Regions from separate parts of the Homo sapiens genome. Here regions 1, 2 and 4 are each linked to region 3. A link is a loop called in an ENCODE intact Hi-C map of the cell type or tissue named here. Cell type or tissue: HCT116. All regions are shown on one strand. Links, peaks and the distances in the headings refer to the core of each region. The heading gives the core; the rest is flanking DNA. Region 1 has its middle 35 kb from the start of CMTM6. Region 2 overlaps CMTM8 (CKLF like MARVEL transmembrane domain containing 8). Region 3 has its middle 61 kb from the start of CMTM8. Region 4 overlaps CMTM8 (CKLF like MARVEL transmembrane domain containing 8).

Region 1 (8,169 bases), core at 1,947-6,946, 290 kb before region 3:
CAGAAATCCCTTCTGGAGTTCAGCCCATTGCACAGAGTGCCCAAAGCTGTGGGCCATCACCCTTGCGCCATCACTAGATGGCTGTAGCATTCCAAAGGCCCTGCTTGCTCAGAGGTGGGTGGGCTCTTTCTTCAGTGATGCTTTCTTGTCAGGTGGCCTGTTTCATAGGTGGCATCTTCATAAAACCAGCAGTTTTTGTAAAACAGTAGGAAAGACACTATTTCTGTCTCCTGGGTGGGCCACCACCTGTTTGACCCACCCTGAAGATGGCTAAAGGCTGAGGAGCTGGGTTTGGCCCTTAATTGGAAGATCCATTTTCTTCTCGTGATGGGATGTTCTGGAGCTTGTCCCACCCATTTGTGAAACTTAGTTCAGAATTGCAGGATGAGAATGTCAAGTTGAAGACTGTTTTGCGTAGGCAGGGCTCAGTGATGCTGGCCGTTGTTTCTCAGCAGCAGGAAGAAGTCCTCAAGTTCAAAAGGTCAAAGTCTAGAAGAAGAACCAGAGAAGTCTGGTTTGCCAAAGGCTCTAATCAACTGTGCAGTTAGTCCCAGACCCCTGTAGTTCCTTGACCCAAAGGAAATAAAGGCTCTAGGGCAAGGCTTCTGTTACTGCTGTCTGGGCTGATTCTTAGGTTCTTTGTTGTTCAGGCTCTTGGGCAAATGTGGCCACATGTCTGATGACTTGGGGGATGGAAGCTGTAGGAATATTCTTAGGTTTGGGATGTACCATCCAGCGGCCAATTTTGCTGTAGGGCCACTTTTCTTCTTCTTCTTCTTTCTTTTTTCTTCTTTTCTCCTCCTCCTCCCCCTCCCCCTCCTCTCCTCCTCTCCTCCTTGTCCTTCTTCTATCTTCTTCTTCTTCTTCTTCCTCTTCCTCTTCCTCCTCCTCCTCCTTCTTCTTCTTTTGTAGTTGGTGGCTATTACAAAGTTTTCCTTATTTAATTGTGAAATATCTATTTGAGCTGTGACACAGCCCCCAAGATGACCACTTGAAAGGCAGAGCGCCTGGGTTTTGTCCTTGCTCAGGGCCCACCTGTCTTTCGTCAGTGGTGCTTGGGTGGCATGTAACGCCCTGAAAGCAGTCTTCTTTGTGCAGACATGATGGAAATGCCTGCCCATACACCAGCAGTTCACACTGTGCTGGGTTTGTCCAACCCACTGATGCCACATCACTGGGAAATTCAGGGCAATAAAAGTGTGCTATATGCTGTGCTCGTGAAAGCAAACTGACATTCCCCACAGGGAGATCTAAAATAATGCATTAGCAATACCCTAGGTTGCAAACCAAGTACCAGGTAGGATGGCAGCAAAACATTCATTCATTTTTATTATGTCAGCACAATTGAAACAAAAGATGGCCACACTCTTTTTGAAGCTTCCCTAATCCACAGTAGAGTTCCCAGCATCCATTCGACAGACAGGGATGTTCAGCTAAAGAAAGCTCTGTATAGGCTGGGCACGGTGGCTCCTTTGGGACGCTGAAGCAGGTGGGTCACCTGAGGTCGGTAGTTCAAGACCAGCCTGACCAACATGGAGAAACCCTGTCTCTAGTAAAAATACAAAAAAATTAGCCAGGTGTGGTGGCTCATGTCTGTAATCCCAGCTACTCGGGAGGCTGAGGCAGGAGAATCGTTTGAACCTGGGAGGCGGAGGTTGTGGTGAGCTGAGATCACGCCATTGCACTCCAGCTGGGCAATAAAAGCGGAACTCCATCTCAAAAAAAGAAAGCGCTGTATAGCACCTCTGTTGGTATAAAACCTGTGTGAGAAGACCAAATACTTTTTCTTCTCCCAGAAAGAGGCATTGTTTCAAATGTTATGCTTGGCAAGCTTTATGAGTAAACACCATTCTTGGGCATGCATCTGACTGCTCCTGATATGAGTCACCAACAGGGGTCACAATAAATGTATCCAGTGAACAGGTTCTTGCAAAAGAGAAGCACAATCCAGGCAAACACACACACACACAGACACACACACACACACAACACACCACCTCACAAAACCACAGCAAGTATGTAGTAAGTTTAGGAATATTTGGGACTTCCTCCTGGGTAGGAATGAATCTGGGGATGCAACCCCACATCTAAGTCTTGTCCCTCTGCTGTCGTTTGCCCCAGACTGAGTTGTATCAGCTGAGACTTAGATCTTTGCTCCACAGGAACTGTGACATCCACTCCAGGTTTTGTATCAGGTCATCTGCTGTTCTGAGCACCCTTACAGCCCCCTAGCTAGTCCAGCTCTGCCTGTCCCTTTCATTCCATCCATACCTGGCTTTCAGTCATAACATGTATTATGCAGGTTTTTTTCTGGGCTTTTTTTCTGATATGCAGTGGCCTCATTACTCAGAGTTTGCATTTTGTAAGAAATCCACCTCTTGTTCAAATGACTTGCTTGTTTGAGAAGTTTAGTGGCTGAAGACTCGTTTTGTCTCACTCATCCCTCTGGGGCCTTGCGGTCTTTCTCTTTCCAGTCCCCTGGCCAATCAGCCAAGCCGTTCACCACTCCCTGAGTCTGTATATTTTCTTTCCAGCGGATGATCAGATGCACTGCCCAGAGCTTTGCCCATTGGGAGTGTTTCCTTTCACTGCTGTCTTTCAAGGCTACCCCTGAAATAACACTATTAGTGCAGCCAGCACACATTTTCAGCTTGTATCCACGTGGCCCGCTGAGCCATCATCATGAGTGAACCAGGGAAGGAGAGTGAGCCAATATGAGGATATTACTGAGTTAGCCACCACTGTGTGATTGGTTGCTCGATTCCACAGGACTGTCCTCTGAGAAGCTGTGTAAAATGTGCCTCAGGGTGGTCTGGTCCAGGAGAGGAGGAGGAAGAATGCACGCACTGGTTCCTGTGTCCCATTGGTCAGTGTTACCTCACAGGGAGTGAATTCCCCTGCAGCACTTGCAAGTTGCACTGTGTGGCCGCTGAGCAGGTCCCATGGCAGTGTCCACAGGAAAGCGCCAAGGTGACAGTTGAAGGCCCAAATCACAGCTATCAGGTTATGCTGGCATGACATGGTCGTAGGCCTTGCAGGGCTAGCACTGCAGTGGTGGCTGGATCAAGGGATAGGTGAGGCCAAGAGGATGTAACATGTTGCATAATGGTAAGTGAATAAAGTCCTGAAAGATTACATACAGTGTGGTATCTTTTCCATTTAATTATAAACTACCAAGATTACAAGAAATGCAAGCCCGTGATCAATGGGGGATTTGGGAGGTTACCTTGGGAGGAAAAAGATGGGAGGGTGATGAACTGAAGAAGCATATTGTTACAGTTGAATGCAGGTTGTCACGACTAGCTTCAGTGCTGACTATAAACAAAAAATAGGGAAGGAGGGAGGAAGGAGGCCATGCATGGACCATGATTAGAGTGTAAGAGTGTTATGAACTCAGGATGATGATTAATCTGTGTACCTGAGGTTCAAATAAAACGTGCAGGCCGGGCGCGGTGGCTCACGCCTGTAATCCTAGCACTTTGAGAGGCCGAGGTGGGCGGATCATGAGGTCAGGAGTTTGAGACCAGCCTGGCCAACATGGTGAAACCCCGTCTCTACTAAAATACAAAAATTAGCCGGGCGTGGCGGTGGGCGCCTGTAATCCCAGCTACTGGGTAGGCTGAGGCAAGAGAATTGCTTGAACCTGGGAGTTGGAGGTTGCAGTGAGCCGAGATCGTGCCGCCACTGGACTCCAGCCTGGGTGACAGAGTTAGACTCTGTCTCAAAAAGAAAAAGAAACCCACAAAACAACAACAACAAAACCCCCCAAAAAACAGCAACAAAAAAACCGTGCAAGTGGATGCTTCTAATGTGAACAGTTCTTAGCTTTCCCAGAGGCGTGGCTCTCCCCAAGGAACGCGGCGGCGATGCTTCCCGATGGCCGCCAGGGGGCGTGCGCGGCCAGGAGCGGGCGCGTTGCGCGCGGGCTCCTGCAGCCACCTGCTTGGTGGGTTTTGTTTTCGCTACAGGAGAGCTGTGTCCAGCTGGGAGGTGTGGCAGCAGGCACAGCTGTTGGCCGGGGACCCCGGGGGCTCCCCAGGGAGGGCCTCCGCCCAGCGCGCTGCCCCTGGGTTCGCTAGGAAGCATCTGCCAGACCGGCGGGGCCCCGACTTTCCGGAGAACTGCCAAGACCCTGGGGCAAGCGCTTGAGGGCCCTCCTGGGCAGGATCGCAAACTGGGGCTGGCTGCTTCAGCTAGCCCCCAGCAGGTGTGTTTGGCCTGAAGTGTATCTTTGAAAAGATACTTGGCAGCATTTAAAAATCGGGAAATGTTTAGCGTGGAAATCCAGATGACCATTTCTCTGGGTCACTTGGGGCATCTGGCAGCACTTGGCCAGCGGCTCGCTCCACACGCATCCCTGCCCGGCTGATGAGGTTTGTCACAGTTTCGGTTAAATCAGTATTCCGCGTGACCATTATTCTGGCTGTTATCACTATTCACAACTGAGCCAAGCGGCACACTTCATGCTGTGGTAACATTTCCTTTTTTGCATAACTCTACGTGGAGTATTTTTTATTTTATTTTTATTTTATTTTTTTGAGAAGGAGTTTCGCTCTTTTTGCCCAGGCTGGAGTGCAATGGTGCAATCTCGCCTCATCACAACCTCTCCGCCTCCTGGGTTCAAGTGATTCTCCTGCCTCAGCCTCCCGAGTAGCTGGGATTACAGGCATGCACTACCACGCCCAGCTAATTTTGTATTTTTAGTAGAGACAGGGTTTCACCATGTTGGTCAGGCTGGTCTTGAGGTCTTGAACTCCCGACCTCAGGTGATCTGCCCGCTTCAGCCTCCCAAAGTGCTGAGATTACAGGCGTGAGCCACCGCACCCGGCCTATGTTGTTTTTTATGTACACAGAATATGGCAATAAAACCCAAACAGTCCACCAGTTGTCTCCCCAGCCCTCCTCCAACCTGGGCCCTTTCCATCCACCTGGTGCCCAGTGGTTCCTGGCATCTCCCTTTATGTCAGTGGTTTCTGTCAGGCCTCTAAGCCCAAGCTAAGCCATCATATCCCCTGTGACCTGCACGTACACATCCAGATGGCCAGTTCCTGCCTTAACTGATGACATTCCACCACAAAAGAAGTGAAAATGGCCTGTTCCTGCCTTAACTGATGATATTATCTTGAGAAATTCCTTCTCCTGGCTCATCCTGGCTCAAAAGCTCCCCTACTGAGCACCTTGTGACCCCCACTCCTGCCCGCCAGAGAACCCCCCTTTGACTGTAATTTTCCTTTACCTACCCAAATCTTATAAAACGGCCCCACCCCATCTTCCTTCGCTGACTCCCTTTTCGGACTCAGCCCGCCTGCACCCAGGTGATTAAAAGCTTTATTGCTCACACAAAGCCTGTTTGGTGGTCTCTTCACACGGACGCACATGAAATTTGGTGCTGTGACTCGGATCGGGGGACCTCCCTTGGGAGATCAATCCCCTGTCCTCCTGCTCTTTGCTCCGTGAAAAAGATCCACCTATGACCTCAGGTCCTCAGACCCACCAGCCCAAGGAACATCTCACCAATTTTAAATCAGGTAAGCAGCCTCTTTTTACTCTCTTCTCCAACCTCCCTCACTATTCCTCAACCTTTCTCCTCTCAATCTTGATGCCACACTTCAATCTCTGCCTTCTCTTAATTTCAATTCTTTTCATTTTCTGGTAGAGACAAAGGAGACACGTTTTATCTATGGACCTAAAACTCTGGCGCCGGTCATGGACTGGGAAGGCAGCCTTCCCTTGGTGTTTAATCATTGCAGGGACGCCTGATTATTCACCCACGTTTCAGAGGTGTCAGACCACGCAGGGACGCCTGCCTTGGTCCTTCACCCTTTGAGGCAAGTCCCACTTTCCTGGAGGAGGGACAAGAACCCCAACCTCTTATCTCTGTGCCCCATCCCTTTTTTCCGTGCCCTGACCCCTTTTCCACTTTTCTGGAGGGTAAGAATCCCCCACCCCTTCTCCGTGTCTCTACTCTCCTTTCTCTGGGCTTGCCTCCTTCACTATGGGCAAGCTTCCACCTTCCATTCCTCCTTCTTCTCCCTTAGCCCGTGTTCTTAAGAACTTAAAACCTCTTCAACTCACTCCTGACCTAAAACCTAAATGCCTTATTTTCTTCTGCAATGCCGCTTGACCCCAATACAAACTCGACAGTAGTTCCAAATAGCCGGAAAACGGCACTTTCAATTTTTCCATCCTACAAGATCTAAATAATTCTTGTCGTAAAATAGGCAAATGGTCTGAGGTGCCTGATGTCCAGGCATTCTTTTACACATCGGTCCCTCCCTAGTCTCTGTTCCCAATGTGACTCGTCCCAAATCTTCCTTCTTTCCCTCCCACCTGTCCCCAGTCCCAACCCCAAGCGTCGCTGAGTCTGTCTAATCTTCCTTTTCTACAGACCCATCTGACCTCTCCCCTCACCAGGCCAAGCGAGGTCTCAATTCTTCCTCAGCCTCCGCTCCTCCACCCTATAATCCTTTTATCCCCTCCCCTCCTCACACCCAGTCCAGCTTATAGTTTCGTTCCGTGACTAGCCCTCCCCAACCTGCCCAGCAATTTACTCTTAGAAAAGTGGCTGGAGCTAAAGGCATAGTCAAGGTTAATGCTCCTTTTTCTTTATCCCAAATCAGAGAGCGTTTAGGCTCTTCTTCATCAAATATAAAAACCCAGCCCAGTTCATGGCTCGTTCGGCAGCAACCCTGAGATGCTTTATAGCCCTAGATCCTAAAAGGTCAAAAGGCCGTCTTATTCTCAATATACATTGTATTACCCAATCTGCTCCCAACATTAAATAAAGCTCCAAAAATTAAATTCCGGCCCTCAAACCCCACAACAGGACTTACTTAACCTTGCCTTCAAGGTGTACAATAATAGAGTAGAGGCAGCCAAGTAGCAACATATTTCCGAGTTGCAATTCCTTGCCTCCACTGTGAGACAAACTCCAGCCACATCTCCAGCACACAAGAACTTCCAAACGCCTGAACCGCAGTGGCTAGGTGTACATCCAGAACTGCCTCCCCCAGGAGCTTGCTACAAGTGCCAGAAATCTGGCCACCAGGCCAAGGAATGCCCGCAGCCCAGGATTCCTCCTAAGCCGTGTCCCATCTGTGCAGGACCCCACTGGAAATCGGACTGTTCAACTCACCTGGCAGCCACTCCCAGAGCCCCTGGAACTCTGGCTGAAGGCTCTCTGACTCCTTCCCAGATCTTCTCGGCTTAGCAGCTGAAGACTGACACCGCCTGATTGCCTCAGAAGCTTACAGGACCATCACAGACGCTCTAAGTAACTCTCACAGTGGAGAGTAAGTCCGTCCCCTTCTTAATACGGAGGCTACCCACTCCACATTACCTTCTTTTCAAGGGCCTGTTTCTCTTGCCTCCATAACTGTTGTAGGTATTGACAGTCAAGCTTCTAAACCTCTTAAAACTCCTCAAATCTGGTGCCAACTTAGACAATACTCTTTTAAGCACTCCTTTTTAGTTATCCCCACCTGCCCAGTTCCCTTATTAGGCCGAGACACTTTAACTAAACTATCTGCTTCCCTGACTATTCCTGGACTAAGGCTACATCTCATTGCTGCCCTTCTTCCCAATCCAAAGCCTCCTTTGCGTCCTCCTCTTGTATCCCCCCACCTTAACCCACAAGTATAATATACCTCTACTCCCTCCTTGGTGACCGATCATGGACCCCTTACCATCTCATTAAAACCTAATCACCCTTACCCCGCTCAATGCCAATATCCCATCCCACAGCATGCTTTAAAAAGATTAAAGCCTGTTATCACTCGCCTGCTACAGCATGGCCTTTTAAAGCCTATAAACTCTACTTACAATTCCCCCATTTCACCTGTCCTCGAACCAGACAAGCCTTACAGGTTAGTTCAGGATCTGAGCCTTATCAACCAAATTGTTTTGCCTACCCATCCTGTGGTGCCAAACCCATATACTCTCCTATCCTCAATATCTCCCTCTACTACCCATTATTCTGTTCTGGATCTCAAACACGCTTTCTTTACTATTCCTTTGCACCCTTCATCCCAGCCTCTCTTCGCTTTCACTTGGACTGACCCTGACACTCATTAGGCTCAGCAAATTACCTGGGCTGTACTGCCGCAAGGCTTCACAGACAGGTCCCATTACTTCAGTCAAGCCCAAATTTCATCCCCATCTGTTACCTAT
Region 2 (7,800 bases), core at 1,872-6,871, 120 kb before region 3:
CAAAGCTGGCTCAAAGGTGGATGGCACAGAAACCTAAGTAGGGCAAAAAATCTGTGGAAAGATGAATGCCGGGATAAGGCTGGAAACTTAGAAACAAACCGGGTTAATGTCCTACCTGGCATATAGCAGTACCCCTGATGCTCCTTTTCTGCCATAAGAAATCCTTCCCATCTTAACTGGACAAAAATCATTTGCAATTTATTAATCTCAGCCATTTGTTTTTATAAGACCTGCAAGTGAAGGATGATTTTTATATTTTTAAATGGTTGAAAAAAATTAAAAGATTTTTTTTTTTTTTTGAGATGGAGTTTCACTCTTGTTGCCCAGGCTAGAATGCAATGGCAAAATCTCGGCTCACCACAACCTCCGCCTCCCAGGTTCAAGCAATTCTCCTGCCTCAGCCTCCCAAGTAAATGGGATTACAGGCATGTGCCACCACGCCCAGCTAATTTTTTGTATTTTTAGTAGAGATGGGGTTTCTCCATGTTGGTCAGGCTGGTCTTGAACTCCCGACCTCAGGTGATCCACCCACCTCAGCCTCCCAAAGTGCTGGGATTACAGGCGTGAACCACCGTGCCCAGCCTAAAAGAATATTTTATAACATAAAATGAAATATGAAAATGCTATGAAATCCAAATTTCAGTGTCTCTAAATAAAGTTTTATTGGAACAGTGTTAGGGCTCAGAAGACAATACCCTAAAGTAAGGGCTCAGAAGCAGTTTTTCTCTGACCTTGTCCTGCTTGCCTCTCAGCCTCATTCCCCCTTTCCCCCAAAAAGGCAAGCACAGATATTAGAATCCCTCTTCCCCAATGGAGATCATGGAAACCAAAACCCTTTTCCCCAAAGCCAGCCATAAAATCTAAAAATTTCCCCTACTTTTCTGTGTAAGAATTGGCCACAAAGAAATAATCTGACTGACCTTGTTTGGTTGTAGTTCATAAGACCCCCATTCCAGAAAGGGTCCTGCCCCATACCTGGAAGGAAATTATGCTGCAGAGAGTCCAAGAAGAATCTGAACAGACAGCCCTTGCTGGGTTCCCCCGCTCAGCCTATTAGCATTAGATCACACCCTTTTGGTCCAACCACAGTTCCACACAGCTATCCATTCATCATCAAACTGAAGCATAAAAATGGATAGCTTCCCCTGTATCTTTGGGTCTTCGATCTGAAGACTGCTGTGTCACGCAAAAGTATGATCAAAGAAATGTGTTATGCTTTTGTCTGTTAACCTTTTTGTTATAGAGGTGCTGGCCATGATTTTTATGATGGAGAAGAAAGGCATCATCCCTTTTCAGCACCTACAGTGGCTGTATCCATTCAGTTATGTATTACCCGTGGCTGCTTTCACACTATGATGGCAGAGTTAAGTAGCTACAGACAGTACATATTTTGGCCTACAAAGCCCAAAATATTTACTATCTGGCAGTCTGCAGAAAAACATTGCTACATTTTCCCCTAGATTATTAGATGATCTTTGCTGGGTTTGTCAGACAATGTTCTAGTAGGATATTAAAAGGGCACTCAGTCATCTTCCTGAACTTTTTTCTAAGTTTCAAGTACATTTTTCTTGAAGACTACCGTCAATGATAATTTAATTATAAATTTAAAAATAAAGAAGAGTATAACTGAATCATTTGTAACTCAAAGGATAAATGCATGAGGGAATAGATACCTCATTTTCCAAGATGTGATTATTACGCACTGCATGCCTGCATCAAAACATCTCATGTACCCCAGGTACATAAGCACCTACTATGTAGCCACAAAAATTAAAAAATTATTTTTCTTAAAAATGACCTAATACCAGATTATATTTTCCTCTTGAATCAATGACTCCTATAAAAGGAAAGTTGATCTCTGGTGTAGAGACAGTTGAGCTAAATAGAATCTTGGCATTTCAATGGTTAAACCAAGTACTTCAACAAGTTTACAAAATACAGAGTAACCTAAGCCAATATTTTCATTGATTCAAACCAATGGTCCCTTTTAAATTCTTCTCCAAAAGGAAGGAGTAGAAGGAAGAAAAATTAACATTTGGAAATCGTGCCTTGAAATTTTCTCACCTTACACTGTATGATAATACAGGCTCTAGGCCCATGGGCTGTTTTCTATGAAAATACGTCAGGACTCTTTGAGGTGTGATCCCAAGAGGGATTTGAAGCAGCAATCTGAGCGGGGCACAGTGTTTCGTGTCTATAATCCCAACTGTTTGGGAGGCTGAGGTGGGAGGATCATTTGAGCCCAGAAGTCCAAGAGCGGCTTGGGCAACATAGCCTGGACCCCTGTCTCTAAAAAAAAAAAAATATATATATATATACATATATATATATATATGTGTGTGTGTATGTGTGTGTGTGTGTATGTGTGTATATATATGTATGTGTGTGTATATATATGTGTGTGTGTATATACACACACACATATATATACACATACACACGTGTATATATATATATATATTAGCTGGGTGTGGTGGCGCATGCCCCTAGTCCCAGCTGCTTGGGAAGCTGAGGTGGGAGGATTGCTGGAGCTCAGGAGAAGGCTGCAGTGAGCTGAGATCGCACCACTGCACTCCAGCCTGGGTGACAGAGTGAAACCCTGTCTCAAAATTTTTTTTAAAAAGCAGCAATCTGATAAGGAGCCGAATGATAGGAGAGCAAGTGAAATATGAAGTCAGGATTGTTTCAATTTAATTAGCAGAAGCTGGATATAAGAAAAATATCTAGCAAGGATCGCCCTGGAAAGAGACCAAGAGTGCTCATTCTGAAATTTTTTAAAGAGAATGAAAGATTTCAGAAAGTAAAAAAAAAAAAAAAAAAAGGGGGGTATGTTTATAGTATCTCTGTATTTTAGATCCTCAAATATTTATATAGAGTTTTTAATTAGGGGCTGGACGTGATGGCTCACGCCTGTAATCCCAGCACTTAGGGAGGCCAATGCGGGTGGATTGCTTGAGATCAGGAGTTTGAGACCAGCCTGGCCAACATGGCAAAACCTGTCTCTACCAAAAATGCAAAAATTAGCTGGGCATGGTGGTGGGAGCCTGTAGTCCCAGCTACTGGGGAGGCTGAGATAGAATTGCTTGAACCTGGGAGGCAGAGGTTGCAGTGAGCCCAGATTGTGCCACTGCACTCCAGCCTCAGCGACAGAACGAGACTCCAGCCACTGCCCCCCACCCCCAACCAAAAAAAAAAAAAAAGTTTTTAGTTAAGAGATTAGAGAGCTTTTGTTGGAGTTCTGAGCAATGGCTGCTGCTGATGACCATGAAACCAGTTGAAGAACACAAGCCAGACTTCTTTACCTTGGTGCTTGAGTTTCTCATCATCTCCAATTTTTAAAATGTTATTCTTATCCAGGGTTCCCTCATAAACACTTCAAGTCCTTAAATTAACACTCAGTCCATTTTCCCAAATCCTTCCCACACACAAACCTTATTTTCCCACCCACAGACCTGTATTTTAAAATGCCAAATCCCCCTGAGTTTAAGAACTTGTCTTTCCTTAACTTCCACAAGCTGGTAATTAACTTTCCAAATGAGGCTGGTGAGCAATAGAAGAAATTGTTATCTTTCACCATCAATGTTTTGCACAAGATGCTGTGATGACACTGCTGGGATTTCAGACAGACAAAGCAGCCTGGAGTGTCTGCGCCACCCCAGACGGGGCTGCTGCTAGCCACAGCATTCTCTGTGCAAGGTTACCACTGTATTCCCCAAGGTGAGCTTTAGTCACAAATGTTGGTTCACAGATAAGAATAGCCTCATCAAAAGTTTAGGTACAGGCCAGGCACGGTGGCTCACGCCTGTAATCCCAACACTTCGGGAGGCATAGGTGGGTGGATCACCTGAGGTCAGGAGTTGGAGACCAACCTGGCTAACATGGTGAAACCCCACCTCTACTAAAAAATGCAAAAATTAGCTGGGTGCAGTGGCGGGCGCCTGTAATCCCAGCTACTTGGGAGGCTGAGGCAGGAGAATCACTTGAACCCAGGAGGTGGAGGTTGCAGTGAGCCGAGATTGTACCACTGCACTCCAGCCTGGGCAACAAGAGTGAAACTCCATCTCAAAAATAAATAAATTAAAAAAATAAAGTTTAGATATCCCTAGACTGTGTACATTCAAGGTGAGGAAATGATGTAATCTTTCTTTGAACCCAGAGGGCAATTTTTCTAAAATCATCTTTTTGCATCAACACATCCTAAGGGGATGTTTTTCTCTCTGTTCAATGGCTAGACCACAAACCTTCCAGAAAAACAACCATCCTATGAGAGCAAACACACGGGGAGGGAGTGGAGAAGGCATCCTCAGGATCCCTTATTTACAATAACGAAAATGTGGAGGTCATGGTGGACGGCTCTGCTGCCCTCTACTGGCCATGTCAAGCATCATCAGCCACAATAACACACAGTCTGCCGCCCTGGTTTTTCCCTTTGTGGTTTTAATTAGGCACTGCTCTTCCCGAGGAAAACCTGGGTGAGAGAGGCAGGAGGCCCCCACCCATGGAACCTCAGATCTGGATGGAACATCTAATGCAACATGGGCACATTACACAACCCTAAGGGGTGCCATTCCTGTGGAATACATCAACAGAGCTCTTGCACTTAAGCAATCCTGCAGCCCCAGTGGGTCATTTAATAAATGCCCCAGAATGGTAAGTGATCATTCCAGGGTCATCAGACCTGTGATGGACCAGAAGCAGGACCTGTTGCTTGCCTCAAGGGAGTGGCAAAGGGAAACAAGATTCCTACAAAGGAAAACAGGTTCCGACTGGGCTGGCCCCAGTGAGGAGAGCCAAGTCAGAACATGTATCCACTTCCTATTCTACGCTTCAACTATCCATCTGTCTAGCCATAACTCATTGTGCCAGGTACTCATTGCAGATACATACCACCAGATGGGAGAGACAAGCCTACTCCGGAGGGGGCTGAACAATTAGGGAGATTCAGACAAGTAAACCAGCAATTACCCTATAATGCTGTAGAAGTCTGGGTCAGGTGTGGTAGCTCATGCCTGTAATCCCAGCACTTTGGGAGGCCGAGGTGGGAGGATCACTTGAGCTCAGGAATTCAAGACCAGCCTGGGCAACATAGTGAGACCTCATCTTTATTTAAAAAAAAATAAAAAATAAAAGGCTGAAGCAAAGAAGTCCTGATTGTTACTGAGCACAGAGCTGGAGGGGCACACAACACAGACTGAGAGGTGGGAAAATCAAGGATGGTTTCCTGAAGACAGTGACATCCAAGACAGAACAAAAGGATTTAAAGGATATATAGATATTAGCCAGGTGAGGTGGGCATGGAAACCATTACAGGCAAGTGGAATAACAGGTAGAATAAAGCAGAGATGAGACAGCATGGAACATTTTAGGAACTGGAGGTCCAGTGGAGCTGGAACGTAGGGTGGATAGATATCCAGGCAACAAACAAAGCCAGATAGAAAGGCAGGCCCCGGATCACACAGGGCCTTGCAGTCCAGGAAAGGAGTCTGAACCATAGCCCGGAGGCCATGAGGAGCTGCTAGGGGTTTAAGCAGAGGGGAGACATTAATAGATGTGGGTATGGGTTTCCTCCATCATACTAGGCTCTGAAGAGGTTCCATGAAGGGCAGTCATCCTTCCTGCCCCCAAGGAACTTACAGTTCCTCAACTTAACAAAATGATATACAATAGTTGGATCTATGCTTACTACTGAATCATTTACTTCTATTCATTGGGTGTCTATCACCCTAATTGAATGCAAGCTCCACAAAGACAGGGATTTTCTCTTTCCGCTGTTTTGTTTTGTTTTTTTTTTTTTTTTTTTTTTTGAGATGGAGTCTCGCTTTATTGCCCAGGCTGGAACACAGTGTTGCAATCTTGGCTTACTGCAACCTCCGCCTCCTGGATTCAAACAATTCTCCTGTCTCAGCCTCCCGAGTAGCTGAGACTACAGGTGCACGACATTATGCCCAGCTAATTTTTGTATTTTTAACAGAGATGGGGTTTCACCACATTGCTCAGGCTGTTCTCGAACTCCTGACCTCAGGTGATCCACTTGCCTTGGCCTCCCAAAGGGCTGGGATTACAGGCATGAGCTACCGTGCCCAGCCTAAATCCTCAGTTTTGAGATCTATGCCTGGAACAAAATATGTGTTCAAATAATTGCTGAATAAATCACCATTCACTTCCTATAAAGTTTGTTGTTTTGTTTCATTTTGTTTTATTTTTTGAGACAGAGTCTTGCTCTGTCACCCAGGCTGGATTGCAGTGGCATGATATCAGCTCACTACAACCTCCGCCTCCCAAGCTCAAGAGATTCTCCTGCCTCAACCTCCCAAGTAGCTGGGATTATAGGTGTGCACCACCACACCCAGCTAATTTTTGTAGTTTTAGTAGAGATGGGGTTTCACCATGTTGGCCTGGCTGGTCTCAAATTCCTGGCCTTGAGTGATCCGCTCGCCTCGGCCTCCCAAAGTGCTGGGATTACAGGTGTGAGCCACCGCATCTGGCCACAGTTTTGTGTTTTAAAGAATAGACACAATATCTTTATTCACTGCATGCAAGGGCACATGGAAGGCAGGGCAGAAAACAAGAAGACGGATCTGCCCTCGAGGAGCTGATGTTTATTAAATGCCTATCTGCTGCCGCATACTTTATGTGGCTTCTCCTAGAGAAGTATCATTCCCATTTTATAGATGAGAAAACTGAGGCTCCAAGAAGAAATTTGACCAAGGATCCAGAGATAGTAAGTGGTAAGGCTGGAATTCAAAACCAGACCTGCCTGACTGCAGACTCCCACCTGGCTCTGGGCAACAGCTATGTGACTGGCAGCCACACAAGGCAGCAGCACTAAGCCAGAGGGAACGTGGAGAAGGACAAAAATGCAGCGTAAAGCATAATCGGAAAACGTTTCATAGAGAAGAAGGCATCTGGAAGCCTCACAGGATGTGAAAATGTCTAAAGTGAAATGGAAGAGCATTCCTGACAGAGGGACAGCAAGCACAAAGACCTGGACACAGATGTGCACAGGACACTTGCCATTCAGGGAAAAGCAGACTAGGCTGAGTTCACTTAGCTCCTTGTTCACGATATGTAAGGCTGGATCAATGTTACTCAGGTTAAGAAACATGAGGCACTTCTCACCTATGGGATAGGCAAGAATTCAAACGTTTCACAATCCTGTTGGTGAGGCTGTGGAGAAACTGGCCTCTCAAGTCACTGCTGATAAGAGTACCAAAGGGCACGACTCTCATGGAGGAGAAATCTGGAGGTGGCCACCAAAATGAGATGTATTTACCCTTGATCCTGCAACCCCAGTTCTGGGATCTAACCTACAGATACACCTGCACAACCAATACACCTGCACAACAGATACACCTGCACAAAGAAGAATGACACATGAACAGGCTTACTCACAGAGCACAGTTTGTTTATTTATTGAGGCAGAGTCTCCCTCTGTCACCCAGGCTAGAGTGCAGTGGCACAATATCAGCTCACAGCAACCTCTACCTCCTGGTTCAAGTGATTCTTCTGCCTCAGCCTCCCGAGTAGCTGGGACTACAGGTGTGTGCCACTACACCTGGCTAATTTTTGTATTTTTAGTAGAGACGAGGTTTCTCCATGTTGCCCAAGCTGGTCTTGAACTCCTGACCTCAGGTGATCCACCTGCCTTGGCCTCCCAAAGTGCTGGGATTACAGATGTGAGTCACTGCACCTGGCCTATTTATTTCTTGAGACAGAGTCTCACTCACTCTGTTGCCCAGGCTGGAATGCAGTGGCACAATCTTGGCTCACTGCAACCTCCGCCTCCCGGATTCAAGCAAT
Region 3 (8,169 bases), core at 1,577-6,576:
ATGTACTAAAGTTGAAAGAAATGATGTTCACATCAAATCCTTGTCAATAGAGCACATGCAGGAACATGCACGCTGGAGTTTGCAAAGGACATCAGAGATGTCTCAGAAGTTGCGATCAGTTGTTCTGGAGGAAAAATAAATCACATTGCAAGCGGCTCAATGCCCTTCTGTGGAAATTGCCAATAAGCATTGTGTGCATACTCCCACCTCCAGGAGGCAGGGACCTCAGGCCAGGTTACTCGATTATTTATTGGAGATCTGATTTAAAAGAATGAAACCAGTTTAAAAAATAAAAAAGGCAGGGCAGGGGAGTAGGCAAGGACTAGCTGAAAGAAAAGAACAGGCAGTTATTTACAAAGGACACGCACATGCGCACAGACGCGCAGGTGCAGACCTGTAATGTGATCAGAAAGGCAGTGTACCAGAAAATGAAGCAAAAGTCTTTAGTGAAGATCAAAACCAGAAGTAATTGTCCATGGCAGGCCCGGGGTACTGTAATGCTAAGCAAGCCATGCTGGCTTCTGTGGGCACAGAACTCACCACCCACGAAAGATCTCTGACTTGCTGGGTTAAAGGAGGTCTGTCCTCTCTCAAACTAAGACTCACACCCTGGATTGCCCAGGTTTGAGAACTCTTTATCAGATTAAAAGCCTCTAAGGAATCTGCCTCAAGTAGTAGAAAAATATCCCAGATTTGGAATTAGGAAAGTGTCACAAACACAGGAGAATTAGCACTAGGTATCTGGAAAATAAAGCAGGGTTCTCTGGCCCAGTATGAGAGAAATAGATCAAGTTAACAGCGTAGTCATTTAGGTGCTTGTGGAGAGACCCCAAGAAGCGATTTGACACCTGTATGTGCCCTTCCTGGTGTGGATTTCAGGAACCCCGGGGCCTTTGATTCTCAGGTGGTCACTCCTTTCGGTAAGTCAAGGTGACACAATCTCTGAGGTGGCTGAAAAGACCATAGCCAGAAAGTCCAGAGGATGCACACACATACCTGTGAGTTGGATAATGGCAGGATGCACGGTGCAAACACCACGCATCCCTCTCCTGTTTCCTTTAACTCCAAGAGAAGTGACCTCAATCTGGGGCATTACTGTGCCACTATCTGGAACAGAAATGGGGCAGGGTTGTAAATGACAAGGAAACATAGGCAACCCCCCCCAGTAAGGTGGCAAAGCCTTTTGTGGATACAAAGGGTGGATGCTGAACTCCTCACCCCCACCCATGAGAAGGTTACTGTGGTGACTGCTGTGTGAGCCCAGTGACAGGGAACAGAAACACATGCGTTCAAGGAAATCGTCGGAGGGATGAGAAGGGAGAGAAATTGATTTGACAGCTTGTTGCTGCCACAGCTTCCTTAGCAAAGATAAGATCAGGATGGGGTTTATTTAAAAAGAGACATCCTGATGTCTACCCAAGATGTCCATTCTTATTGTATTTACTCTGTTGGCAGGAGTAAGGAAGAAGTCACTTTTGGGTAAACGCTGCTTAAAGTAGTAGCCATTCCAAATTTGCAGAGCAAATTTGTAAACGGAGAACTGAAAATGAACCAAGAAAAACTAGCACATCCTTGGCAACCTACCCTTCACAGGGCTTCAGCTGTGTTTTCTTAGAAACACAAACCATCTTTGTCAACAGAGCCTTGACACCCACTCATAAGGTGTACTGGCCGTCATACTCCAGTCCCTTTAAAAAGGGGCCTGCAGCTCCTTCACCGAGAACCAGTCAGTTTTGCTTAACAGAATTGCAAATTTGGTGGCTTAAATCATGTAGACTAAACATCCCTAAATGAAAGTGGTTTACAGAAAAAAGTTGGGATTGCTCCTCAAAGATCTCTGCATCAGGTCTGGCTGTTCAGTGGGATCCCGTGGGAGCTCTGGAGACACTCTAAGTCTGGGACCCACTCTAGAGCAGTGAAATCAGAATCTCGGAAAGGCGGGCAGGTCCTTGGCATTGTTCCCAAAGGCTTCCAGGTGATTTCAACACTCACCCGGGTGAGAAAGAGTGGTCCAGGGCGGAGCTTGTCAAAGCAAATGGGCACAGGACTCACCTGGGGATCTCCTTCAAGTTCAGAGTCTAATCCAGACAGGTCTGCGAGACGAGAGTGAGTTTCTAACGAGCTTCAGGTGATGCTGATGCTCTTGATCCCAGGCCACACAGGATAACAAGGGTCCCCAGGCCTACCTCTTTAATTATAGGGATTGGAATGGAGGATTTTCACCAATGAAGTACAGTTCAAAGCCAGTCAGAAACTTTTTGATCATCATGGTAAAAACAAAACAAAACAAACAAAACCAACTTTATTTATGTGTGAGGAGAGGTCAGGGGTAAGCAATCAGATCAGATGAGTAGAAATCAGATGCTATTAAAAACAGTTTTGAATTTCAGTTACATTTTTCAGTAAACATTACTTCAACTGATGAATGGGAAAACAATGTAGCATATCCCTACGATGGAATATTATTTGGTCATAAAAAGGAATGGAGTTCTGATACATACTACAACATGGATAAACCTTGAAAAATTAGGCTAAATGAAAGAAGCCAGTCACAATAGACCACATATTATATGATTCCATTTATATGTCCAGAATAGGCAAATTGATAGAGACAGAAGGTAGGTTGGTGGTTGCTTAGGGTTGGGGATGGGGGAATAGGGAAATGATAGCCAAAAGGTGAAGGTTTTTTTTTTTCAAGTTGGTGAAAATGTTCTAAAATTGTAACAAAAACCCATCGTACACTTTCAATGGTTGAATTGTATGATATATGAACTACATCTCAATAAAACTGTTATAAAATACTGGAAGATCTTTGCAGTGCATATAAGCAACCAAATATACAAAGGATATATATTTTAAATGTATTGCATATACTATATTATAGTCTTTAATATATTATCTTTATATAATATACAAGCATACATTATATATAATATAAAATATTAAGATTATGTAAGGACAGACTTTCAGGAGCAAGTCAACTCAAAAAAAAAAAAAAAAGGAAGAAGAAAAGAAAAGGAAAACAGAGGAAATGCACAGTCAACTCACAAAAGGAAATTGGAAGGCCAACGAACACAAGGAAAGAAGCTCAACATCTTTGGAAATCAGGGAAATGAACATTAAAATATCAACCAGATACCATTTCAGACCTATCAGATTGGCAAAAACCTACACAAATTAGTATGGCAACACCAGGTGATGCCAAATGTGGAGAAATGAGAATTCTTCTATACTAATAATGGTGGGAGAATAGATTGGTCCAAGTTCTTTGAAAAGCAATTTAGTAATATTTTAGTAAATTTGAAGATGTGAGTATCCCATGGCTTCCTAGTATATACCCATGAGAAAGTCTCACTTAGGTACACAAGAGGCATGCACAGAAATATTTCCCATTTTGTTTCTTTATTAGTAAAAAAAAAAAGAGAACCTTCAAACAACCTAAATCCCATCAATAGGGAAATGAATAACTAGAATGGGATTTATTCATATAATGGAAAGTAAGACAGCAGATAAAAAGAAATGAATTTGAGCTATTGTATGCAATAAAAATATTTAAAATAGAATTCATATTTTATCTCCTTCAAAATGAGACTAAATAGAGCAAAAGTATAGGAGAAAGTCGAGTTGATAAATATATATATTGCTTGCATCTGGCACACCATCACTCCTGCCACACTGCATTGGCAAAGCAAGTCACAAGAGCAAAGCCAGATTTGAGGGCCTGGGAGATATACCGTGTCTGTAAAGCCTGTAAAGTCTTGTGGCAAAATGCATGGATTCAGGGAGGGATGAAGTGGAGCCAAGATCTACTACATCACTATGTCATTTGTTCTGCCAAATCGCCATGTCATGTGCCTATTTCCAGACAGGAACCAACTGGAACAGAGCATCCCCTAGTGGTCATCTGTGGGCTAGATACTGAGGACACACAGTATCAGTAGAACCTCTGGCTTAGGGAGAACTGCCCAGTCACCAGAACACGTTGTATGCACAAAATGATCAGTAAGATATTCAACTTGAAGCCACAATTGACCCATGTGTTGAAGGAAAGGTAGGACTAAGTGTCCAGTGGAGACAAGGATGCTCTGGGAAGGAGAGGTGCCTTGAAGAAAGACTGGTGGTAGCCATACCTCTGTGCCTTTGTAAAATGGGACTATTACCACCTTCCCTGAAATAAGTTATAGGAAAGGGCCCGACACATAGTAACCGCTCAGAAAATGTTAATAGGCTCCAGAAACTGAGCTGTAATCCCGATCTGCATCCACATCCCACTCACTTTTCCAGCTACCACGGCACTGTCCCTTCTTCCCCCACTCCCAGGCTTTCTGCCATCACAGAGCCTTAGCACATGCTGCTACCTTTACCTGGAACACCTCTTCCTTCCCTATTTAATTCCACCCCATCCTGCTACATGGGTCGAGGGTCACTTCCTCAGGAAAGCTTTCCTTGACCCTAGTTACAACTTTGCTTAGCACACGACATGTCCTCAATAAGTATCTGTTAAATGAACGTTGTTGGTTGAATAACCCTTGCGCAGTGCTGCCCTCAAGTGATTATCCTGGGTATTGCAATAATTAATTTCAAACGGTTGTCACACTTAGGACGGCAGGATCAATGAGAACAGAGTCCTGAATGAGTAAGTCCTGAGCAATGGGATGCAAGATTCATAAATTACCCGCAAGAAATGAAATGTGAACTTCTGAAGTTCAGGCCTCACCCTGGACACTGTGCTGGGCTTAGACTCCCGCTTCTTCCTTCCTGCCACACAGATACTTCCTTCACCCAACTCTGGCTTCAGTAACTGCCTGGACACTGGCCTCACCCAACATCTCTGCTCCTCATCCCCTTTTGATCTGTTGTCCAGAGTGTCCTCTTGCTTCCTGCACATCTCCCCACAAAGGTCCCAAGCAATTCCATCCAAATATGGATTTGTCATTTTCTCTCTGGGTTCTTTCCATCATGAAGTCCCCTAATATGTTCAGGGAATTGGGAAAAGCAAATGACATGTTTTCTGACTTCTCAAGAAACCCAAGATAAAAGATACTATTTACAGAAAAGAAAATTAAGGCCTAGGGGGAAGTTAGCTCCCCAAGTTCACACAGGTCTAAAATTTGAACCCCCACCTGACTCCAAAGTTCTGAAACTAGAGATGGACTAGTTTTAGGGGGTTATGACTTTAAGAAAAATAAAAATCTATGAAAACAAAGTTTGGTACAGGGCCTTAGAAAGGATTTACACAAGTGAGGGTCTTGAAGCTTACATTTCATTAGCTTCATGATTACACAGCATCCTAGTGAAAATTATGCTGTCTCCAAAGATAACAGACAAGCAAACCAGAAAGATTAGGATGCAAAGAGGTTTTATCTTTCCTACCACTCTCCTTGCTGAAACTGCCTCCTTTAAAAGTATTTCCCAGGTGTGTTCCTGGAATCTTTCCTAAAAGCAGAAAGCAGGAAGCAAGTGTTTTTGCTTTTGTCAGAATGTCAGTGTCAGAATGAGAGACAGAAGAAAACAGAAATTTAGTAAAGATGTTCATAAGTGGGTCTCCGACATCAAGGAAGAGAAAGAGATCAAGAAGCAACAAAAGTCCCCCAGACATCTAGGTGGACACAGGCCAGCAGTGAAAGTAAAGCTGCTGTATGTCAAAATGTGTGGTCTGGGAGTTTCCGGATAGCTGAACACATGGAGGTCCCCGGAGGCTGGCGTGCCCAGGGAGGGCGTAGAAGCTCCATGCCCCTGGCCCCATACCTGACCCTATGCATCTCTTCATTTGTATCCTTTGTATTCTGGGGACTCACATTTTGCTCCAGACCTCTATTTCCCAGGCTTTGTCCCCTTGCAGAGAAAGGCCGCATCAACTCTATTTTTCCTGTTTAAAAAATTTGCCTGCTAACCTAGGGATTGACAGACTTCAAGCCAAATCTGACCCACTGTCTATATTTGTAAATAAAGTTTTATTGGAATAACAAGAAGAAATTGTGGTCTGTTTTGAGTTTAAAAGTCAAAGTGAAACGTAGACACTGGGCGCTTTCTAGTACAAATTTAGTTTAGTTCATAAGAAATACGTGTTCTTCTAAAAACTTGACCAAAATGCCATAGGAATAGTGATGTCTTTCACAGCATGCCAACTGCCTAGGGAAGTTATTCACGAAGAGCGACCTCTAGTGGGCAAGGGTCATAGTTAATTAGAACCTGGAACTCTCCCAGAAAAGCATCTTACCCCCATTTCAGCTTGTTTTGACAACAGCTTGAAGAGGTTTTGAATAAATAGTGAATTTGTGATTAAAAAAATGTTTCTTGTTTTAACATTCGTTATAAACATCTCATTTACATGAACATTTCTGTGACTATAAAAACTTTCAAGGCCAGGTGCGGTGGCTTACACCTGTGATCCCCGCACTTTGGGAGGCCGAGGTGAGTAGATCACCTGAGGTCAGGAGTTCAAGACCAGCCTGACCAACATGGTGAAACCCCGTCTCTACTAAAAATACAAAAAACTAGCTGGGCGTGATGGCGGGTGCCTGTAATCCTAGCTACTTGGGAGGCTGAGGCAGAATTGCTTGAACCTGGGAAGTGGAGGTTGCAGTGAGCCAAGATTGTGCCATTGCACTCCAGCCTGAGTGACAGAGCAAGACCCTGTCTCAAAAAAAAAAAAAAAAAAACTTTCAGTACCAACTATTACAACTATATAGTAAGATGGCTGCTTTAACACAATTGTAGTTTTGAATAACAAAAAATTTTATTTTTTACAGTGAAACTGACAGGAGAGACATAAATTATTAAGTACAAAGGCTCACATTTCTGGGACTTATTTGGTTCAATTTAGGTCTCTGGTTATTATAAAGAATTCCCTAATAGAGGCTGTAGAGGTAATTAGGAACAGAAAGTGAGGTCAGAAGCATAAATTGCAGCCATCTTTGTGAAGGGGGATTTGGCGGTTTCCATTAAAGTATAGAACACACATACCTTTGAGCCAGCAATTCCGCTTCCAGGATTTTATGATGTAGATTCACTCATATAAATGAGCAGAAATCCATGTGCAAGAATGTTTTCTGCACCAGTTATTATAATAAAAAGAAAACAAACATTTATCTGTAATAAACTAAGGAAGAGTCATAGAAAATGATGCAGATATGTAGAATGATGTAGGAGATTATATTGATACAGAAAGTTCAATATTAAAACTATTAAAAAAGTTTTAAAACAGTATTGTCTTAAAATATATCGCATGCATGAACACAGTACATTTATGAAAGTCTGCAAAAGAATTGAATGATTACACTTTCAACCCTTCACATCATTGTTTGCTTTTGCTTAACTATGAACACCCATTACTCAAAGGAGTTAATGTAGTCTTATCTAAGAGTTAAGAACACAGACTTTTAAGCCAAACTCCCCAGGTCCAAAACGTGGCCTCATTAATTACTATCTCTGTTATTTGGACACGTTCTTTATCCTCTTTGTGCCTTAGTTTCCCCATCTGTATATGGGGGTGATACATTTTTATTAATGTTCATCTATGCAAAGCACTTAGAACAGTGCTAAAAGTGGGCCAGGCATGGTGGCTTATACCGATAATCCCAGCACTTTGGGGGGCCAAGGCAGGAGAATCACTTGAGGCCAGGAGTTCAAGATCAGCCTTGGTAACATGGTGAGACCCTGGTTTCACAAAATATTCAGAAATTAGCTGGGTGTGGTGGCTCATGCCTGAAGTCCCAGCTATTGGAAGAAGCTGAGGCAGGAGGAATGCTTCAGCCCAGGAGTTGGAGGCTGCAGTGGGCTAGGATCGAGCCACTGCAGTCCAGCCTGGGCAACAGAGGGAAACCCTGACTAAAAAGAAAGAAAAAGAGCAGTGCTGAAAGTGTTTCGCTACTGTTATTTTAACTTACAATTTTAAAAACTAGGTGTTGATATATTAGGGAAAATTGGGTGAAGGGTACCTTTGCAATTTACTATGAATCCGTAATTATTTCAAAGTAAAAAGTTAAACATGCAGTTATTAAAAATAACTGATATAAAAGATTGTCAAGATGTCATGTTAAGTAAAAAAAGCAAGATGTGTAACAATGCATCAAGTAAGCTCAATTTTATGTAGAGAAATGGGGAAGGGAATGAGAATATATATATTTTGCTTATGTGTGTGAAATGAAATTCTAGAAGAGATTGTTA
Region 4 (8,169 bases), core at 1,166-6,165, 160 kb before region 3:
TCACTCGAGGTCAGGAGTTTGAGACCAGCCTGGCCAACGTGGTGAAACCCTGTCTCTACTAAAAATACAAAAAATTAGCCAGGCGTGGTGGCACATGCTTGTAATCCCAGCTTCCTGAGAGGCTGAGGCAGGAGAATCACTTGAACCTGGGAAGCTGGGGTTGCAGTGACTTGAGATCACGCCATTGCACTCCAGCCTGGGTGACAAGATTGGTGAGATTCCGTCTCAAAAACAAAAACAAAAACAAACCACCTGAGGTCTCAATGGCAGTGCAACGATGGGGAAAAAAAGACATGGTCTCTGCCCCCAGTTGACATTTAATTATAAGCTGTAATAAATCCTATGAAAAGAAACTATGGTGATACAAGAATGCAAAGCACAAGGACACAACCAAGTCTGGAAGGTCAGAGGAAGTGAGAGACAAATAGGTGAATGAGAGTTAGCCAGGCAAAATTTGGGTGGTGGGAGGAATGCCAAATCTCTGAGACAGACACCCCAGCTGGTGACATGGGTCTTTGCAGGTCTTGACTTGACACATGAAGACTTTGCAGGTGGAAATCCACTTGCAAAGGAGGCCTGGCATCAGACAGCAGTCTCCAAGGATGGCACCTTTTCTTAAAGGCAAGACTTATCCCATAGTGGTTTGAAGGCCAGAGAATGTTAGTGTTGGATTGATTAACTCATTTCACAGATGAAGAGATGCTTACAAATGAAGAGAAGTCCAGGACACATTCAGAAGCAACCAGCCTAGGGTCATGGAGCTAGTCAGGGGTCAAAGCAGAACTAGCGTTCAGCGGCATCTTCCAATCTGGTGCTACTTTTATTTATCCCATAGTCTTCATTGTTTGATTCCCTGTTCCTTCCTTCTCCTTCCTCTCTCGCTGAGGTGACACTACCGCACATGGTAATAGCAGACTGAGAGGCAGAGTTTGCTTAGTGGGGAAAATCCTTACTGTGGAGTCAGTCTACCTGAATTCCATTAGCCCTTGGGCAAGTTACTAACCTGAGCTTCAGTTTCCTCAACTGTAAAATGGGGATACAGAGGCTTCCCTCCTAGGGTGTGGGAGGACAAAATGAGTTAATCAATGTATGCACAAGAGTGCTTGCGAGGTGCTGTGTCAATTATTACTACTATGCTAATATTATTGCCAGGGTTTACAATGGCTCTTAGGAGAAACAGCTCTCCTCTTTCTCAGGTAAAAAACCTACTTTTCTCTGTAACTGAAGCTTTTTACACTTGTGTGGAGCCAAGAAGTCTACTTCCAGCTCCCTGCATGTATGGACTGAGCTTGAGAGCTCTCTCATGAGTAATAATGCCAACACGATGTCAGGCTAAGTGAACTGTGAATGTGTAACCCTGAAGCTCTGTCTTCCCTGCCCTGTGTGGACACCTGAATGCCACACGGTCCACCTCAATACCATGGTTAGCATGCCCCTGTTCCTGTTTGGTTAAATGGTATAATCAAGGCCATCTGGCCTGGTAGGAAGAGCTGGGCTTTGAATTCTTACCACCTGTGTGACTAGGCAAATTGCTTTCATCTATTCAACCAATATTTATCGAGGACCTATGTACCCAAGCCCCTGGTAACAGTATAATATCTACTATGGAATAAGGAAACACTTCTTGTACCTTACCTCATTTGACCCACACAGCTAGCCCCCTAAAATAGGTTTTTGTTTTTTGGGTTTTTTTGAGATGGAGTCTCATTCTGTTGCCTACGCTGGACTGCAGTGGTGCGATCTTGGCTCACTGCAACCTCCGCCTCCTGGGTTCAAGCGATTCTCCTGCCTCAGCCTCCTGAGTAGCTGGGATTACAAGCGCATGCCACCACGCCCAGCTAATTTTTATGTTTTTAGTAGAGACGGGGTTTCCCCATGTTGGCCAGGCTGGTCTCAAACTCCTGACCTCAGGTGATCCGCCCACCTCAGCCTCCCAAAGTGCTGGGATTACAGGCGTGAGCCACCATGCCCAGCCTTAAAATAGGTTTTATCATGATGATTTTATAGATAGGAAAACCAAGGCACAGTGAGTTAAAAAACTTAGTCCAAGTTTATTTATTTTTTTTGAGACAGAGTCTTGCTCTGTCGCCCAGGCTAGAGTGCAGCGGCAACCTTGGCTCACTGCAACCTCCGACCCCTGGGTTCAAGTGATTCTTCTGCTTCAGCCTCCAGAGTAGCTGGGATCAAAAGCACATGACACCACACCTGGCTGATTTTTAAATTTTTATTAGAGAGGGGGTTTCGCCATGTTGGCCAGGCTGGTCTTGAACTCCTGACCTCAGGTGATCCACCTGCCTCGGCCTCCCAAAGTGCTGGGATTACAGGTGTGAGCCACCACACCTGGCCTCAAGTTTTTAAACTGTACTACACATCAACATCATGCCGTAAGTAATTTAACTCTTCTGTGCCTCAGTTTCTTCATCAATAAATAGAGATAATACATATTTTCTAAAATCCACATAAGACAATATACTCTACAAAGGATAGTTGCTATTGTGATTAATACCTTAAAAAAAAGAGCAGTTTGGCAGACCATAAGCCTGCCTTAGAGGAATAGGCTGGTGTTTGAGACAGAGAAGCTGGCTCCTGCCGTGTTCTTAGGGATAGGACATTACCTGGAATGCCACCAGCCAGTCCCTTCTCACGTGCAAGGTTCTGGGCATATGGAGATTCTAGTAAAGGCAACAGAAGCCTCTATGCAAATCCACTGTCACGTCTGCAAAACAAGATGCCCGGCAGCTGCCCACCACTGTTGGGCCACTAGGTAGTGCCATCTTCAGGCTGAACAGGGCTGATCACGACAAGGCCTTTTGAAGTGCTGGTCTTTCACATGGCATCTTGGTGAAGGACAAGTACATGGAAAACAGGATGGCAACTAATCCTATTTGCTCTGATGGCTTAAACATCTAAGTTAGAGAGCATGCTGCTCTTAATTCAATGAATTCCAAGAAATCTTGCAAGAAAGGTGATATATTACAGAGTTTGACACAGGAGCCATATTGAGTCAGTAAATAGGCTATGGGCACCTGCCACATGGTAGGCACAATACTGAGTGCCCAGGGTACAAAGGTGAATGAGGCTTGGGTCCCTGCACAGGAGGAATTCGCCATCTAGTGCAAGAGACAAACACAATTCAGTTCTTTCTTTTTCACCAGGGGTTGGCAAACTTTGGCCCAGGGCCACATGCGGCTCACTGTCTGTTTTGTATAGTCAATGAACACAGCCATGCTTATTCATGAATGTATTATCTATGGCTGTTTTCACACTACAACAGAATATGTGGCCTCCTGGCTACATAGCCTGAAATATTTACTATCTGGCCCTTTATAGAAAAAGTTTGCCAATTCCTGTTTACAACCACACACACTCTCTGCACTAGGAAATATACACACATGCACATATATGTGTACTGATGTTTTTGTTACCTGTTTTCCAAATCAGGTTATTAAATATATCAAGCCAGAGAAGATTATACAACGGAAGAGTATACCTCTTTCCTGGAGCATCAAGGAGTTACATTATCCTCAAGCTGACCTCTCCCTACATTTGCTTTCCAGAGTCACAGGGGCTCTTCAAGCCAGTCACCTCCACTCTCATCCCAGGTTCGGAGCCCTTCTGTTTAGCAAGCATGGCGACCATCTTCACTTATCCACTAGAGGGTATCCAAACACTGCTTATGAAGACTAAGGTGATACAACCGGACCCTGTTGAATGGCGAGAGATCAGAGTTTACTGTCTGGATGAGTTCCTACACTTACAACGCCTTGCACAGAGGTGGCAGGGCATGGAAGAATAAACTGGACTCTCACCCATTAGTACCAGACGTTGCCTGGAAACAGATCTGACAAGAAATGCAATCAGCTGGCTGAGATAAGGATGAATTAATACAAAGACTTGGAAGGGCAAATTTAATCCACAAATTCACAGCCTCCTCCTTCTACCCCTGCAAAGTTCTTTTTATTTATTTATTTATTTTTTGAGATGGAGTCTCACTCTGTCGCCCAGGCTGGAGTGCAGTGGTGCGATCTTGGCTGACTGCAAGCTCTGCCTCCCGGGTTCACGCCATTCTCCTGCCTCAGCCTCCCGAGTAGCTGGGACTACAGGCGCCAGCCACATCACCTGGCTAATTTTTTGTATTTTTAGTAGAGATGGGGTTTCTCTGTGTTAGCCAGGATGGTCTTGATCTCCTGACCTCATGATCCGCCCGCCTCGGCCTCCCAAAGTGCTGGGATTACAGGCATGAGCCACCGCGCCCGGCCTACCCCTGCAGAGTTCTTACTGAAGTATGTTTAATACTTTATAGGGGAACTGTGTGGAGCATCAACAAGCACAACCGAAGGGCTTCAGGCCTTGCTGCTTTCTCCAACAAGGCACTTGGCCTCTGGGCTAGAAAGATAGTTTTTAATTGGGAATGGAGAGCTGGCCCTTAGCAGAAGCATGTCTGGATTGCCTGGGAGGATTTCAAACCATGTGGTCGTCTTTCTGTTTTCAAACACAGCATGAAGATGGGCATCTCCTTCCGGTCCTCTCTGACCTTTTCTGAAGTCCAACTGTGTAAGATTCCTTTGGGTACTCTATTCCAGAACAGAACAAAACTTGAGGCCTAGATGTTGCTAGTAATTTGTGAATTACCTTATTCTTGCTTAGGACTTTAGTCTCACGTTCTACGATCAACTAAAGACCGGCACTGTGACAACACCACAGGACCCTGATTTTCCCAGCAGGCAATGGAATGGAAATTGACCTACTGGGCTGGCTTTAAGATATGCCCACAAATTCTTTGATGCTCTTCTTGAAGGTAAGCTGGACTTACTGACTTGCTTTTGATGAACAGAATGTGGCAGAAATTATGCTATGTGACTTGGGAGGCTGTGTCATAAAAAGGAGATAGCATCCATATTGTGAGGACACTCAAGCAGCCTTGCAGGGAGGTCAACATGGAACAGAAATGAAGTTTCCCACCAATAGCCAGCACCAACTTGCCAGCCACGTGAGTGAAGCTGATTCTCCAAGCTGAATCCTTGGAAGTGGATTCTTCAGCCCCAGTTAAACTTTAAGTGACTGCAGCTCTGGCAGACATCTGATGGAACCTTAGGAAAACACCTGAGCCAGAACTGCTCAGCCACGTTGATCCTGAATTCCTTATGTACAGACACCGTGAGTGATAACAAATGTCTTCTGCTGCTTTAGGCTATTACATTTAGGGGTAATTTGTTACACAGAATTAGATGACCAATATACAAAGTACCATCCAATTTTGCCTTATATACAATAGGTAGTGTGTTAGGTGCAAAGCCTGGGAGACCTGGGTTTGTCACTAATTTGCTGTGTGACCACAGACATAACTATTTTCCTGAGCCTTGGTTTGTACCTTCACAAGATGGGTACAGCACCACCTAGGTTGCTGCAGGGTCTTAAGGTGTTTTGTGATCGGCAAAGATAGAGGTAAAAGCAGTGATATCAGTCTCATGTTTTTTCTTCCAGAGAACATGATTTAATGCTTAGCAGAGTTGGTTTCTTAACAGTAGTGGCCCTAGGGTACTCAGTCAGTGAAAGAAAGGAATGGGAGGTGTCCCATGCCTGTAATTAGAACTACTGGGCTAAGGGTGCTGAGGAACCTCAAGAGCAGAGGTTGGCATGCTTTTACTGTAAAAGGCCAGGCCGGGCACGGTGGCTTACACCTGTAATCCCAGCACTTTAGGAGGCCGAGGCGGGCAGATCACAAGGTCAAGAGATCGAGACCATCCCAACCAACATGGTGAAACCCCGTCTCTGCTAAAAATACAAAAATTAGCTGGGCGTGGTGGCACACACCTGTAGTCCTAGCTACTCAGGAGGCTAAGGCAGGAGAATTATTTGAACCTGGGAGGCGGAGGTTGCAGTGAGCCAAGATTGCACCACTGCATTCCAGCCTGGCGACAGAGTGAGACTCCATCTCAATTTAAAAAAAAAAAAAAAAAAAAAGGCCAAATAGTAAATATTTTTGGCTTTGTGGGCCACATGATCTCTGCCACAACTACTCAGTTCTGCCACTGTAGCATGAAAGCAGCCATAAACAATATGTAAATGAATGGGAGCAACTGTGTTCTGGCTGGACTTGGCTGCTGGACTGTAATTTGCCAACCTCTGCCTTGTAGCCTTGGATTCTCCAATGATGTCTGGTCCCAGGCCAGCAGGATCAGTATCCCCCAGGAGCATGTGAGAAATGCAGACTTTTAGGTCACACCCAGACCTGCTGAATCAGCATTTCTGGGAAGGAGCCCAGCAAGGTGTCTTCCCAAGCAGCTCAAGTTTAAGAAGCCCTATTTTCTTCCCTCTTTCTCATGGGCTGCTCCACACACCAGGGATTTAAAAGGAATACTGGATGCTGATGACCCAATCCAAGATCTTCTCAGGACTCACAAAGAACACAAATCTTCCCCCAGAATCAGAGAAAAACACTTGGATCATGGTCCTGGGTCACCATTAAGTAAAGCTGCAGCCAGCCCCAGCCAAACAGCTTAGAGTCTTCAAGAACACTGAACAAACTGTGTGAAAAGAAGACTCTTAGAGTGAGGGGATTGGATTTGGTGATATTCCAGGGCCACCTCTGTCCGTGCAGGCCTGGCTGGTGTTGTCTGTGGTCAGATGCTAACCTGGCTCCCACATTTACTTACTTCTGTCAACACTTTTCCATTTCACATGTTGGTTTCCACTGTGGTTTGAATGTGTCCCCCAAACTTTATGTGTTGGAAACTTGGTCCTCAAATGCAGCAGTGTTGAGAGGTGGGATCTTTGGGAGGTGATTGGATCATGAGGGCTCTGCTCTCACAAATGGATTAATCCATTCATGGATTAATGAGTTATCTCGGGAGGAGGTTTGTTATCACAAGAGGGAGTCTGTTTTAAAAGTCAGTCTGGCTGTCTCTCGTGAGCCTCCTTGCAATGTGATGCCCTGCACCGCCTCAAAACTCTGCAGAGTCCCCACCAGCAAAAAGGCCCTCACCAGCTATGACCCCTTGGCCTTGGACTTCCTGCCTCCAAAACTGGAAGAAACAATGGTTTCCTTAATAGATTACCCAGTCTCAGGTATTCAATCACAGCAACAGAAAACAGACAATTTCCTTCTGTTTTGGTGAAGCATGGGGGAATAAAAGGCAAAGAGGAGAAGAAAAAAATGAACGCTATCTCCCAAGGAACAGAACTGAGATAAAGGCTTACAGGAAAGAGGATGAGAGAGTAGTGAGGAAGAGGCAAGAGTCCCTATAAAAACAGCTCCTTCCATTTCTGTGTGGGAGAGAGACGTTTATTGAATGACAATAAATGTCTTACCTCCAGCACCATCAGTATTTGTATAGGACATCACCAGTTACATCGCTCACATCTCATTTAGCCACACAACAGTTGTATGATGGAGATATGATTATCTTTATTTTACAGAGGGAAACTGAGGCTCACAGCAGTGAAAGGCTATGTTCAAAACCATGTTCTGCAAAGCTGCTGGAGCCCTGGCTGAAAGCCAGGTCTAAGGACTCTTTTCTGCTACAGAGCCTCCCAGCACTGCCTCAGGTCCACAGCCCAGTTTGAGGTCAAGATAAAATCTTACATGTACAAGCCTTGATTTGTGCCGACTCCACTTTATCACAGGTCCCCTGAAGGGACTGCACAGAGCCTGAGAACCGGCTTTACTTGGGATAGCTCCACCTCTGTCCTTCTACCTTTAGGCACTAGGGAGGAAGGTGGGGGAGGGAGGGACATCACACAAAAAGGTTCAGATGCAATTGTACAACTGTGCATGTATCAAAAGTCACACAGCTACTCTTTAATGTCAATCTCAAAAGAAATGAAATAAAAATCAAACAAGGAGGATTATGAAATGCTTGCCTCCACCAAAGACGCCAAGCATTTGCCCCAGTGCTGGCGGGTGTGAGAATCCATGCCCTCATGCTGAGAGTCGCTGCCCTGGAGGGCCTCTCCCACTTGGTCAGGGCTGCTTTCTGGAGTCTGTCATTCCCTCGGTCCACTTGCCCTCCGGATGTTTAACTGCCTCTGAGTGCAGGAAGTAAGACTGTGCGCTTCATCTTCAAGGGAGAGTTCTGATCTCCCGCCCTGCAAGTCTCCTTGCTTTTATGAAACTGAAAGGGCCCTGGCAGACATACATGCCCTTTAGGAATCTATATTCCTTTGTCA

Evidence for each region. A loop is a pair of places that touch in the nucleus more often than their neighbours do. Peaks named below come from ENCODE experiments on the same cell type or tissue, not always from the same donor. Only the 100,000 strongest peaks of a DNase experiment are listed, where the experiment ranks them.
Region 1: a loop joins it to region 3, with 11 times the contacts of the local background. A loop is called at or near these places in 49 of 110 quality-filtered maps.
Region 2: a loop joins it to region 3, with 9 times the contacts of the local background. A loop is called at or near these places in 47 of 110 quality-filtered maps.
Region 4: a loop joins it to region 3, with 8 times the contacts of the local background. A loop is called at or near these places in 68 of 110 quality-filtered maps.

The regions. Positions count from the first base shown.
Region 1 is chr3:32,463,721-32,471,889 of GRCh38, reverse strand. No RefSeq gene overlaps it. Among named protein-coding and RNA genes, the nearest start is that of CMTM6, 35 kb to the left of the region's middle. RefSeq lists silencers at 3,434-3,543, 4,134-4,203. In HCT116, for the core only: a CTCF peak has its summit at 3,884 (motif pointing right); a DNase peak (open chromatin) is centred at 3,866; H3K4me3 peaks cover 366 bases; H3K27ac peaks cover 1,519 bases.
Region 2 is chr3:32,293,460-32,301,259 of GRCh38, reverse strand. The region is part of intron 1 of CMTM8 (CKLF like MARVEL transmembrane domain containing 8); the gene reads right to left. Among named protein-coding and RNA genes, the nearest start is that of CMTM8, 59 kb to the right of the region's middle. In HCT116, for the core only: a CTCF peak has its summit at 4,379 (motif pointing left); a DNase peak (open chromatin) is centred at 4,369.
Region 3 is chr3:32,173,800-32,181,968 of GRCh38, reverse strand. No RefSeq gene overlaps it. Among named protein-coding and RNA genes, the nearest start is that of CMTM8, 61 kb to the left of the region's middle. RefSeq lists enhancers at 3,537-3,706, 4,012-4,181 and a cis regulatory region at 4,096. In HCT116, for the core only: CTCF peaks have their summits at 3,914 (motif pointing left), 4,542 (motif pointing left) and 6,166 (motif pointing left); DNase peaks (open chromatin) are centred at 3,868, 4,558 and 6,158; H3K27ac peaks cover 476 bases.
Region 4 is chr3:32,335,772-32,343,940 of GRCh38, reverse strand. The region is part of intron 1 of CMTM8 (CKLF like MARVEL transmembrane domain containing 8); the gene reads right to left. Among named protein-coding and RNA genes, the nearest start is that of CMTM7, 52 kb to the left of the region's middle. In HCT116, for the core only: CTCF peaks have their summits at 2,770 (motif pointing left) and 3,665 (motif pointing right); a DNase peak (open chromatin) is centred at 3,650.